3 separate regions of the Homo sapiens genome follow, and regions 1 and 2 are each linked to region 3. The links are chromatin contacts, found by Hi-C or POLR2A ChIA-PET in ENCODE. All regions are on one chromosome and are shown on one strand. Each heading gives the region's core, a stretch centred on a gene start or an enhancer-like site at or near the end of the contact. The rest is flanking DNA. Distances are from core to core; before and after follow the strand shown.

Evidence for each region. A loop is a pair of places that touch in the nucleus more often than their neighbours do. ChIA-PET counts read pairs that join two places held with the same protein, here RNA polymerase II (POLR2A). Pooled maps may share reads with other maps.
Region 1: a loop to region 3 is called in a map of naive thymus-derived CD4-positive, alpha-beta T cell, with 21 times the contacts of the local background. The contact joins the promoter of DBR1 here to the promoter of ATP2C1 in region 3. A Hi-C loop is called at or near these places in 1 of 168 maps with a recorded cell type or tissue (naive thymus-derived CD4-positive, alpha-beta T cell) and 3 of 50 pooled maps. POLR2A ChIA-PET finds 5 or more read pairs at or near these places in 1 of 52 experiments (naive thymus-derived CD8-positive, alpha-beta T cell).
Region 2: a pooled map shows a loop between it and region 3 (11-fold over the local background). The contact joins the promoter of PCCB here to the promoter of ATP2C1 in region 3. A Hi-C loop is called at or near these places in 1 of 168 maps with a recorded cell type or tissue (CD8-positive, alpha-beta T cell) and 3 of 50 pooled maps. POLR2A ChIA-PET finds 5 or more read pairs at or near these places in 1 of 52 experiments (naive thymus-derived CD8-positive, alpha-beta T cell).

What each region holds. Positions count from the first base shown.
Region 1 is chr3:138,172,678-138,177,193 of GRCh38, forward strand. It overlaps DBR1 (debranching RNA lariats 1), which reads right to left and starts at 2,244. Exons shown (of 8, transcript NM_016216.4): 1 at 1,922-2,244; 2 at 825-949. The coding sequence starts at 2,118. RefSeq lists an enhancer at 1,950-2,159.
Region 2 is chr3:136,247,543-136,251,694 of GRCh38, forward strand. It overlaps PCCB (propionyl-CoA carboxylase subunit beta), which reads left to right and starts at 2,798. Exons shown (of 15, transcript NM_000532.5): 1 at 2,798-3,016. The coding sequence starts at 2,834. RefSeq lists enhancers at 2,437-3,303, 2,533-2,592, 3,223-3,272.
Region 3 is chr3:130,891,713-130,896,209 of GRCh38, forward strand. ATP2C1 (ATPase secretory pathway Ca2+ transporting 1) reads left to right here and starts at 2,372. Exons shown (of 28, transcript NM_001378687.1): 1 at 2,372-2,625; 2 at 2,878-3,063. The coding sequence starts at 3,058. LOC107986023 (a long non-coding RNA gene) reads right to left here and starts at 2,209. Exons shown (of 3, transcript XR_001740492.2): 1 at 1,144-2,209. RefSeq lists an enhancer at 1,927-2,146 and a silencer at 2,237-2,626.

The DNA of each region.
Region 1 (4,516 bases), core at 994-3,493, 7.3 Mb after region 3:
GATTATAGGAAATGCAAAGGATAAAAGGAATCCAATCAGCTAAATCCTGAATGCAGGAAATGCTGCAAGACAAATTTCCTGTTTTCTTCAGCAAGTAAATGGCATGAAAAAGCGAGACAGGGAGACTATTTTAGTCTAATAGACTTCAGAGTCATGACAACCAAATGAAATGGGCTGGCCTTGTCTGGGTCCTATTTAAACCAATTGTAAAGCAGACATCTTTACATTAAGCAGGGAAATCTGACCACGAACATGGCAATAGATAATGATTACTTCAGTTAAGTATAATAACAGTACTGTAGTAGTATTTTTAAAGATCCTTATCACTTAAAAACATGTACTGAAATATGTATAAGTGAAATAATCTAACGGTTGGACTTGCTTTAAATACTCTAGTCATCTCTTCCCACAAAAAAAAAAAAAAAAATCCAGGAGATTGCAATATAATAGTCGTTGAAGCTGGTTAACAGGTACTGAGATTCATCATACTATTCTCTACTTTTGTGTATGCTTAAGAATTTCTATTAATAAAAGTTTAAGGTCTTTAATTCAATAAAAATTGTAAGAAAAAATGAAGGGACTACAAATAGTGTGTGAGGTCTTTGCAATTATATTAGCTAGTGCTTAAAACACTAGATGAAGGGCATATTTTCATGATCAACCATTTAATAATTAACTATCTTAATTAAATTTTCACGATTAAGTATTTAAATTAATGACATTCTCCAAACACCATACATGTCAAGACACAGTCCAACTAACGCAAATCCTGATAAGCTCTTCCATCCCAGGAAAAAAAAGTATCCACAAACACAATCACATACCTAAATAATAAATGTTTGGTGCCACCCAGCCACCATAGGGTAACTCTTGCAAATGATTTGAGGCTTCATGGTTTCCCCCAATGAAGAGCGTGAGAACTGGAGCCTTTTTCTCTCCAGAGTAATACCTAGAACATAAGAGCAAAGTCAGTTACCACAATTAGGCATAGCAGAAAAGCAAATAAGTTCCGAAAAAAAAAAAGAAACTGAGTTCATCATAAAAAGTTAAAAAGCTCTTTCAAAAGGAATTGCCTGGGGCTGGGCGCGGTGGCTCCCTCCTGTAATCCCAGCACTTTTGATGGCCGACACAGGCGGATCCCCTGAGGTCAGGAGTTCGAGACCAACCTGGCCAATGTGGTGAAACCCCGTCTCTACTAAAAATGCAAAAATTAGCTGGGTGTAATCCCAGCTACTCGGGAGGCTGAGGTGGGAGAATCGCTTGAACCCAGGAGACGGAGGTTGCAGTGGGTCAATATCGCGGTACTGCACTCCAGCCTGGGCAACAAAGCGAAACTCTGTCTCAAGAAAAAAAAAAAAAAAAAAAAAAGGAATTGCCCAGTATCCATCCTTGCCCTTAGGAATGAAGAGCTTCCACCTTGAGCCTCAAGTCAGTGCCCGTTCAATTAAGTCAAGAACTGTTTCGAGTTCATTGCCATAACCTCATCTTCTAGAACCACAACAAGCACATAGCAGGGGCCCAGTAAAAACTTCAGGATCATTGAATGAACTAATTCCAGAGTCCTATCAAGTACAAGGTAGCTATCTAAACCTGTCAGCTTCTTCCTCCAGGTTATCCCCTCCCAGGCTTCGACACCCTTTGAAATGGATAAGATGTGTATGGAAAGAAGGAAAGTGACATTTCCTAAGCACCTAATGAGATAGGGTGCTAGTGAAACTGACATAATTTGGTACCTAACTGAATACAGTACCGAACTGAATACATTTCCCGCCTCCCACTACCTCACCCCTGTATTCAGTTAGGCACCAATTAGAGATACAGAGAGAACAAAGACAGGATCTAAGGGAAACAGGCAGCCAGTGGCAGAGGGAACCCAGTCCCACCCCCCCACCGCCAAGTCCGGGCCCGGCCGCGTCCTCACCTGTAGAAGGTTTGCATGTGACGATACTTGGGCGGCACGGCCATGCAGCGTAGATCCGCCTCGTTGCGCACCGCCTGGAAGTCGCCGCAGCACAGCAAGAGGTCGACAGGCCCCGGGCCGCGCCGCTCTGCCAGCGCCAGCGTCTCATAGATCTTATCCAGCTCGCCGTGGCAGCAGCCAGCCACAGCCACCCGCATTCTGCCGGCCTGAGGAGGTGAGCGCTGCCTGCAACGCCCTACACCACAGCCAGCCCAGGACCGACTGATCGCTCAGCTCCCGCCAACTTTAATAAGTATAGCCACCGCCTGGGTGTAGACTCCTGCAAAATAATTCACTTCCGGTTTCCAGATCTCGCGAGAGAGGGACCGGGAAGGTCAAACCTAATTCTGGGATCCCAGGGAACTTATTTTCTTTTTTTCCTTTTTTCTTTTTTTTTAATTATTGTTTTATGCAGTCAATATTTTTTTGTATATACATCCACAAATGTACTCTTTCCATCCTTACTCTTTTCTTCCTGGATTTCCATTTTTCTCTTTGGAATCATTTTTCTTCTGTCTGAAGAGCTCAGTTTAAGTTTTCCTGTTTGTTTAGTGTAGGCCGACGACAGATTAATTTTTTTCTAGATATTTGTTTGTTTAAAAATTTCTTTCCACTCTGGGGAAAATGGTGAAACCCTGTCTCTACTAAAAATACAAAAATTAGCTGGGCGCAGTAGCGCACGTCTGTAATCACAGCTACTTCAGAGGCTGAGGCAGGAGAATCCCTCAAACCCAGGAGACGGAGGTTGCAGTGACCTGAGATCGCGCCCCTGCACTCCAGCTTGGGCGACAGAGCGAGACTCCGTCTAAAAAAAAAAAAAAGAGACAAAAGAGAAAGAGAGAGAGAAGAAAAGAAAAGAAGCCAGTGTGCTGGCTCACACCTGTAATCCCAGCACTTTGGGAGGCAGAGGCGGGCGGCTCACGAGGTCAGGAGTTTGAGACCAGCATGGCCAACATGGTGAAACCCTGTCTCTACTAAAGATACAAAAAATTAGCTGGGCGTGGTGGCGCACACCTGTAATCCCAGCTACTTGGGAGGCTGGGGCAGGAGAATCGCTTGAACCCAGGAGGCAGAGGTTGCAGTGATCTGAGATCGTGCCATTGCACTCCAGCCTGGGTGACAGGGTGAGACTCCGTCTAAAAAAAAAAAAAAGAAAAAGAAAGAAAGAGATGTCTTTGTTTCACCTTAATTCATAAAGGGTGTGTTTACTGAGTACCGAATACCAGTTAAGCAGTGTGTGTGTGTGTGTGTGTGTGTGTGTGTGTGTGTGGTTTTTTTTTTACAAAGCATTTCAAAAATAGCATTCTATTATCTTCTGGCTTGCATTATCTTCTACTGAGAAGTCACCTATAAACTTAAGGTTTTTTTTCACTGAAAGTAATGTGGGTTTTTTGTTTGTTTGTTTGTTTTTTGTTTTTTTGAGACGGTCTCTCACTCTGTTGCCCAGGCTGGAGGCAGTGGCACGATCTCGGCTCACTGCAACCTCCGCCTCCCCAGTTCAAGCGATTCTCCTGCCTCAGCCTCCCAAGTAGCTGGGATTACAGGTGCACACCACCATGCCCAGCTAATTTTTTGCATTTTTAGTAGAGACAGGGTTTCACCATGGTGGCCAAGCTGGTTTCGAACTCCTGACCTCAAGTGATACGCCCACCTCGGCTTCCCGAAGTGCTAGGATTACAGGCGTTAGCCACCGCGCCCAGCCAGTAATGTGTCTTTTTCTTTGCTATTTACTGTTTTCTCTTTCTCTACTTTCTCTCCCTACTCCTTAAAGCTATTTTAATAAAATATATCTAGGTGGTTTTTTTTTTGAACTTTACTCATTTATGCTTTCTGAATCTATAGCTTGGTATCTTTTTTCAGTTTTGGAATATTCTTGGTCAGTATCTACTTAAATGTTGCTTTTTTTTCTGTCTTTTCCTACTCCTTTGGAATTTTTCCATGGTATTTTACCTATCTTTTATTTCTATTCCATAGTTCTCATTTTTATCAGTGTTTTATTTTGGATAGTTTCTAATAACCTCTCTTCTAGTTTACTAATCCTATTTTGTTCTATGTCCAATGTACAAACTCATTTATTAATGTTTTAACATTATAGTCCTTTTCAATTTTAGGATTTATATTGGATTCTTTTCCAGTGAAGCCAATAGTTTAAAGAGATTCTTTATCTTTTAATTTATTTCCTTCATCTTTTCCTCTCTTTCTCTCATATATTAATCATTGTTATTTTAGGTTGCCTGTCTTCTAAGCCCAATATCTTACTTATCTGCAGAGCTGATTCTATTGTCTGTTTCTGTTTCATTGGATTCTTAGTTTAAAAATCTCGTTTTTTGGCCGCGGTGACTCCCACCTGTTGTCCCAGCACTTTGGGAGGCCAAGGTGGATGGATCTCTTGAAGCCAGGAGTTCGAGAGCAGCCTGGCCAACATGGTGAAACCCTGTCTCTACTAAAAATAAAGAACTTAGCTGGGGGTGGTGGCGCATGCCTGTAATCCCAGCTACTTGGGAGGCTGAGGCGGGAGAATCGTTTGAACTCGGGAGGCGGAGGTTGCAGTGAGCC
Region 2 (4,152 bases), core at 1,548-4,047, 5.4 Mb after region 3:
GCCACCAGCGGGGGGACTAAGGACAGGAAAGCAGCCTGGAGCATAGTGGTATTAAAGGGCAATTACTGGATAATTGCCTCCTACCTCCAACTTCCTCCTACCCCCACCCACCTGCCCCAAGCTGGAGCTTGCATGTGAGGTCTGAGGAATAACATTACAGATCTATAGAACTATGGAGTGCCCATAGGCAGGGCATTAGGACAGTGAGAAAGAAGTGGAGGGAGAGAGGACTAGCTGGAGGAAGCAGTTAGGTTCAGTGAGCCTCCCTGTGTTGGGTTTTCTACTAAGCACTGGTTATCTAAAGTTAAATAAGAAAAACTTCCTTGCTTCTGAGGATCAGGATAGACTGCATGGAGGAGATGATACCTGAGCAGGTTTCAGAGCCTGAAAAGACATAGAGGAGGGGGCGAAAACCTCTGGACTCACATGCAATTGCCTATTTGCTAGCTCGATTCAATTTCACAAATACATTCTAAAGGCCTTCTCTGCGTTGGGCCTTGTTCCAGGTGCTGGGACCACAGTGGTGAGCAAATCAGCTGCAGTCCCTGACCTTTGGCTGGAGAGTCTGTCTAGGAAGACAGCTAAACAATCTTAACACAGTGTGAGATGTGCTTTATGTAAGGAACCTACAAGGCACTGTGGGACAAGGGAGTCCAACTGCCCCCAGGCCAAAAGCAAGTCCCAATTTCTGAACATGAAAAAACTCTTCACAATCTAATGCCATTCTCACTTTCCAGTCTCATTTACCACCATTTCCCCAAAAGCTGGGAACACAACAAAGTATGTGTGTGTGTCTGTGTATGTGAATCTGAACATGCCAGGCCTTTGCTCACACTGCTTCTGTTCCCTGGCATATGGATGCTTTCTTGGAGAAACTCTCCTCAACACACTCAGCCTTACTCAAATTCTCTCTTGTGCTCCCAAGGCAATCTGCCTCTCTAGGTTGTCCATCTGCCTCTCTAGGTTGGTAAAGTCTTTAAAGCAAGGACCCAAATGCAAGGTCAAGAGTACCCATTACGGAGTTATACAGATACAGGTGGGCTTTGCCTAGCCAAGAGGCTTTGGCCTCTAAGCTGCCCTCTCTATCTAGATGAACTGTTACTACTCCAGGAAATGCAATCAGTACTGATGTTTAGTTCTTGGCACATGGTAGGTGCTCAAAAATGTTTTCTGAGTTGAATTGCATTAACATTAAGGTCATAGGTCAGAATTTGTACTTTATGAAGGCCCTGGCTATGAGCTGGATCTGGGAAGGGCTCATGATCAACTTTAGCAGTTTTCTGTGGCTAAAAATGAGAAATATAAACCATGTTCTTTGTCTTGAAGACCTGCCTGTTAGTGGGAGAAACAGATGGTCAAGCTCTCAACAGTACAATTCCAAATTCCTAGAGCAGTGGTTCTTAAACTTTAGCAAGCAGATCAGAATCACCTAAAGGTCATCTGCTAAAACAGATGGCTGGCCCCAGCCCCAGAGTTTCTGATTTAAAGGTCTGGAGTAAGTTCTGAGAATTCGAGCTTGCATTTCCAACTCACTCCCAGGTGATACTGAAGTTGCTGGATTGACAAGATTCCCTCCTTGATCAAACATTGGTCAGGCTCTTCTGAGCTCTCTCTTTGACTAGGCCTGAGTGTGGGCTCCCATGTCATTCCTTGTGGAATTCCATTTTAGCAAGAAACTTGCCAAGTCAGTTTAGCCAGAATCCTCCATTCTTGATATCTGATTACTCTCCATATCTGGTTTTGACCCATACCGCCACCATCCCCCAGGTGATGTTCAGTTACCCTGACCTGCCTTGGGCAGGAATCCTGTTAGGTCAATTTAGCCAGATTCCCCGCCAATGTTTCCTCTTAGTAATTTTCCATCCACTGACTTCCACACACTGCCCCTTAGCTATAAATTACCACTTTGCTATATTCAGCCCAATCGCTCTGACTTATGGCAAAACTCTATCCCTACCTCTGTCAGATTGGGCCTGAATAAAGTTTGCCTTACCATTCTTAAACATGAATAATTAAGTGTCATGAATAGTTTTTTCTTTAATGGGATCCATACTTTGAGAACTACTGATTAGAGGTTAAGGGTCCTGTGCTCATTATCTGGCACATATTAATGATAGGTCTCTGAGTTTGAATCCTGGCCAACCACATTGTCAGTCTTGGCTTTTTTTTTTTTTTTTTTTTGAGACAGGGTTTTGCCCAGGCTGGAGTGCAGTGATGCAATCACGGCTCACTGCAGCCTCGACTTCCTGGGCCAAGCCATCCTGCCGCCTTAGCCTCCCGAGTAGCTGGGGTCACAGGTGCAAGCCGCCATGCCCAGCTAATTTTTAATTTTTTTGTAGAGGTGGGGTCTTACTATATTGCTCAGGCTGGTCTTGGGCTCCTGGGCTCACCTACCTCGGCCTCAGTCTTGCCTCTTGATCAAATCACTCATCTCTCTGTGCTTGATTTACCTCATCTGTGAAATCCAGATAGTAAGCTAGTGCATGGTAAGTGCAAAAAGCAACACCTGGCACAATGCTTAATAAATGTTGGTTAAATCTTATAATCATTTTCTGTAGGAAGTGGGACGACAAAGTTAAGGGTCTAGGTGGTCAGAGAAGAGCAAGGACTATGTCCCTTTTTTGTGCAGCCAGGCAGGCCCTGTACTTTTTCTCTGCGCGACCCTCCTCGGGCAGCACCGGGTCTCGAACTCTCACGCCTTACTCCCAAGCAGGTTCTGTAGTCCAGCCCCCGCGGCTCCCTACAGCCAGCCGATGCTGCGCAAGCGCCGTACCCACGCTTTAGCACATGCGTACTCAGGTGCGCCGGTAGGGGACGCGCCGGCACAGCAAAAATGGCGGCGGCATTACGGGTGGCGGCGGTCGGGGCAAGGCTCAGCGTTCTGGCGAGCGGTCTCCGCGCCGCGGTCCGCAGCCTTTGCAGCCAGGCCACCTCTGTTAACGAACGCATCGAAAACAAGCGCCGGACCGCGCTGCTGGGAGGGGGCCAACGCCGTATTGACGCGCAGCACAAGCGAGTGAGTCCTGAGGGGCCTAAGTGAGTCCCGCCCCTGGCGTCCGCGACCTATCACTGCGTGCCCGGCTTGCGGCGTCCGAGGCCTCCCTGCCAATCCGCACGGTGCCTGGAGGGGCCGGAGCAAGGGTGTTCACCTTGAAAACCTGTAGCGTTTCTCGTGGAGGCGGGTATAACCAGCAGAAGCACCTGTGTGCTTTTTCATACTGTTTAACCCTTGGGATTTAGACGGATCTGGCTCGTCTCTAGCCAGCTCAACACTTAACATAAGCTTTTGGGCAACTTATTAAATCTCTGTGGGTCATTTTAATAATAATTCTTCCTTCACAAGTGTATCGTTAGACCATAGATAGCAAAATGATAGGCGCTCAGTAAAAACCATGTGCTTATTCTCGTGCCCCATGAAAGAGTGATGGTAGGTTCTTTCTCCTTTGTGGAAGCAGGAAAACTGAACTTGGGCATACTCCACTAACATGAAATGGGGGATGTGCGCGTGCAGGAACTTGTGGAACTTCTGCCCGCAGAATGCCTGGTCGAGCTCTTTAGGGCCTTAGCATGCCTCGCCTTGATGGGTAGCAAAGGCACGTGTCGGAAGCAGGTGGCCTTTCTGGGAGTGCGCAGGCTACTCTCGATGTTTGGCTGGACTGAGCAGTTGAAACACTGCCACCCACCGCCTGGGTTTTGAGGCGAGAATCCAGCTGGCCTTCAGAGATAAGCTGGGCGGCCCATTTTGGAGAGGTGATCCCTGACTTGAAACCAGGCTTGCCCAGTGTGTCCGTGACTGGTGGGTGAGTCTGGACCGTTGTGCTGAACGAATTAACCAACGGGAAGGTGCAGAAGTGAAACTCTTACAGATGAAGAGTATTCAGGCACAACTCACAACCATGAGGGAGGCACTGGGGGAGGGATGGGGTCTTAAAGTGAGGAGATTTGAACAGCTCTATATTTGTCTAATATTGATTCAGATGTCATAAATTCGCATTTGACAAGGGTCCAAAGGTAACAGTTCCTTTTGACACTTGAGAGTGAAATGTAAATTTAGTGATGGTTTGTGGTGCTAGGAGTGCTTTCTCTCCCCTGGGGCTACTTCTAACCTACTCTGTTAGGGCTGAGGGAGATGTTAGATCATCCTCTGGAAAG
Region 3 (4,497 bases), core at 1,122-3,621:
CTTACTTTATGAGATTCTTACAAAAATCTTTTGAAAGAAGGCTAGTGTGTATGTATATGTGGGTGTATGAATATACATATATATGTGTATATGTTTGTCTATACATATACATATGTGTGTGTATGACATATATATGTATATAGTCATCCCTCATTGTCCACAGGGGATCGGTTCCAGAACCCCCTCAGACACCAAAATTTCCAGATGCTTAAGTTTTTTATATAAAATGACTAATTGGTCAATTCTTCTTGGTAAAGTTGATCTTGATCTTACCAGTTTCTTTTTTGGCTTAGTAATAGGAACAATGATTTTCATAATTTAGGGGACCAAAAGTAAAATTTCAGTTTAAGTCATTTTAGGAATAAACCATGGAGCTATAAATCTTTTGGAGGAGTTATAGATTCAGTGTTAATGCTAGAGTATTGCAGTATATTAATACAACAGATAGTTCTGAAAAGTTGCTTTAGAAAAATGTTTCAGCTAAAGTGACCCAATACCAAATTCTGTACAGTTACCCTCTATTTTGTAAATGCATATGTTAATATCAAAGTATTTATATTGTGTAATTTCCTACCTTAGGTGCTTTTGTTTTTAATATAATGCTGTTTCAAGGTCGAATATGTACAGTAATAACTGTTACAAATTGATTACGAGAGATCACAATCATTGTACAAATCACAGGCTATGTCATTGTGTAGACAAAAATCACTGACCATGCATGCCAGAGGTGGATCATAAATAGTAACTCCTAAGACTAGAAATCTACTTGATATTTTTATGGGTTCATCTTTAAAAGTGACCTCGCTGAATAAAAGTTCAATATTTCTTAAAAGAAAGGTAAATCTAAAAACCGTCCAGAATTTTCGATCCTAGTCTAGTACCACTTACTTGGGAACAAATATAGAAGCACAGGCAACCCCGTCCGTTAATTTGGCTCCGTCATTGTGCAGACAAAAATCACTGACCATGCATGCCAGAGGTGGATCATAGTTAACTCGTTAAGACTAGAAATCTACTTGATAGTGATTTTTATGGGTTCATCTTTAAAAGTGACCTCGCTGAATAAAAGTTCAATATTTCTTAAAAGAAAGGTAAATCTAGAAAGCTGTCCAGAATTTTCAATCCTAGTCTAGTACCACTTACTTGGGAACAAATATAGAAACACAGGCAACCCCGTCCGTTAATTCTGATGTTGAACGTGTGGTTAGAGAGCACACTGCGATATGTTACAGGACCTGAGATAAAAAGCAAATTTGTAAAGTGTCTAAGTGTTGATGGAGAAAAACACATCTAGCATATACGGAAATTTTCTTTTGAGTTCTCTGTAGGATGATCACCAACTCAGTAGGTGAAGCCCTGCCCTCTAGTGGTTATGGGTGTGAGAGGACTTCTGTTCAACATTATATGTCTGGCTCACCACGGTTTATTAAAACCAATCGTTCATTAAAAAGCACTTATTAGGGGTCTGGGTAAGATGCCGAGCAAGTGAAATGTTTACGTGTGAAAAGGCATTGACACTGGACAAAGGTACAGCTGCTAAAAGAAGTGCTCGTTCATTGGCTTCGACAGCTGTACGACTGGTTTCTAATTGCTGTTCCAGCCTCTCCCCAGTTCCATATACCACAAACGAATGAAAAAGATTAGCTCTCCCTGGAGCTCTCTGAGGCTGAACCTTGCTCTCTCATTACACATGGTAACTAAGCACACCCCTTAAAGAATTTTGGGAAGTCGCCCCGCGATTACCGGCTCCCCCAAGAACCAAGCAGTCAGTGCAGGGTTTTGCAAGTGAGAGTGCGAGACTCGGGAGGCTGCTCACGGTGCTCCAGTCCCTGGCAGGAGCATGGACACCTCGCCCCTTCCTTCCGTGGGCCTCAACGTTGCCTGCTGAGATTGTGACTGCCACCCCGACGGGAGCAGCTTCCCCTACAGACTTTGTAGAGAGCGCTTAAACGCCTCGGGGACAGCGGCCATGACTCTCAGCTTGGGCCGACCCCGCGGCCGCCCCACGGGAATGCGTGGCCGACACGGGGCGTGGGCGAATCTCCGACCCTCGCGTTCAGGGGGTGCATATAAACGGGCGGACACCGTCCCTGGGGTAAGGGAGGCGCCAGCAAGAACAAGGCGGGCCACCAACCCCGAGCGACCTCCTACCGGACGGATCCAAACCCAAACATTGTCCATTCCGGGCCGAAGTCTCGGCCTTCACTTCACTTCCGCCTTCCCAGCCCGTGAACACGAATGCGCCTGCGCGCACCTCTCTCAGCGGAAGTAATAGTGACAAAGCTGGGTTCGCGGCTGGCCCAGGAGTGCGGGGCGCGACTGGGCGGCCGGCGGCGGGGAGGGGCGGAGCGCAGGAGTCGGAGGCGGGAGCAGACCAGCACGGCCTCGCGGAGCCGGCCCGGCGGACCGTGACGGGTCCCCTCACCTCCTCTTCTCTCCCCTCCCCGCCCGCCCTCTCTCCCTCCCTTCCTCCCTCCCGCTCGCTTCTTCTCACGCCGGGAGCAGGCTCCCGCCTCGCACCGCTGCCCCGCGAGCAGCTCCTCTTCTCCCGAGGCGCGCGGGGCGCCCCCGCGAGCCCCGCGGCTGAGACCCCGCAGCCTGGAGGAGGGCTGTCCGGGGCTTTGGGTGGGTACCAGTATTACCTCCTGCCCCCATTTCTAGAAACTTCCAGGTTCTGAAGGAAGGGGAGGTTCGGGTATCCCCTGGATGGGGGGGCATCTCTAGGGCGCCGCCCCGCTGGCGTGAGCTGGGGACGTTGCGGGCACACGACGGGGCGGGTGCGGGATCTTGGGGAGGGGGGCTCCCGAGATAGTGGCTGGGCGGGGAACTCCTTCCTCAGCCTCTCGTCAGCGCCGCTTCTCCTGGTTTCTCTTGCAGATGCTGCTGCTAGGGGTGGTGGGAGCAGCCGTGGGACGCGTGGCCGGGAGCGGGGGTGACAGCCTGGGATTCCGGGGGCTTCTCTTCCTTGTCCTCCTCCTCTCCTCTCTATTCCCAGTGTGGCCGTGGCTGACACTAAAGACTTTGTAGCCATCAACCCGAGTGCAGTTTCGATGGAAAATGAAGGTAAAGGCCCCTGGCCGACCGGTTGCAACGCGGAGTTGAGGGTGTGGTGGTTTGCTTTTAAGTTGTCTTTGTTTTTCCACCTTTTTATTTTCGTGAGCTTATTTATTTACTGTGTATGTGAAGTGTCCAAGGATTTGCTTACTTAGGGTATCCAGCTTTTATTTTGGTAACATGGGGCATTTGAGAGATTGAGGTTCTGTGGGTGACTGAGCTTGATTCAGCTTTCTTGAGGAATTCCTGCTCTCTTCAGCTTAGGGAATGAGAGGGAAGTTTTCATTTCAGATAGCGTCTGTGCATGTTTAAATAGCTATTTGAAAGGAATTACTCGAGGGGAAGTGGAAATGGGGGACAAGGGGATGGGGCTGCATCTCTGTATATTGGCGTTTCAAGCCTCGATGTGGTGTGTGGCAGGATTCATTTATAAGAAAGCAAGCCATGTTTTATTATGTCTAGCATTGGGGAAAAAACTCATTATTTTTCAATTCACAAAAAAAACCCAGTGAATTTAATGAAATGTTATGAGATGAGTGCTTTTCTTAAAGTTCCACCCTATTTCAAAACATCATTTAGGAGGCTGACAGCGGAACCTGTTTGTTCACTGTACACTTTGGACACATTAGATCGTCATTCACATGTTACATGATCCCTTTGGCCTCGTTAAAATATTTAATGCTTTTCCTACACAGCACTGATTATTTTTAAAATTGTTGAACAACTGTGAATAAGTGATTTTTTTTCCCCCTCCTGAAACAACACTTATTCTTTGGACTGACTTCTGACTTGTGCGTGATCATTTTTTTTTCTTCTGCCTTTAACCGGGCTGCAAAATACTATAAAAGATACTTAACAAATGACAGTTTTTTCCTCTGGTATAATTTGTTTTAAAAAATATGTGTCTGGTATAAAGGAGCTGCAGTCTTGCTGGCTGCTTCTAATTTGTTTTTCCATTGTTGAGAATGTAAGCTTGATTGTCTGACTAGGACTAGTAATTTTGAAATGGGTGTTTCTTATAGATGCAGTAATGTGTTTTGCTCTCTGAGACCTCTGGGCTATGTAGGGAATATGATGAGAGGCATGATTATATTGACAAATTTTACTCTGGATGGATAATTGGCGGAAGACATTTTCTGAAATACTAAAGTGTATAACTGCAGAGGAGTTATACTGTCTAATTGGGTCTTGAGAAACATTTGAAAGCAGTGATGTTTTTGGTGATAAGGAAAGTCACTTTTCTGAGCCTTTTTCCTCTCTTTTAAGTTTATTGATTTAAGAAAGGCAAATCCATTCTGCACATGAGACAAAGAATGTTAAATGCATTCATATACTTGTTTCTTGGTAGAAACATCTTAAATAACTTCTAACATTTAATGTATGTTTATGAGCTTGTTTTCAGAATGGTACCAGATTTAAGAGGGTAGCCTAAAGTAGGTGGAT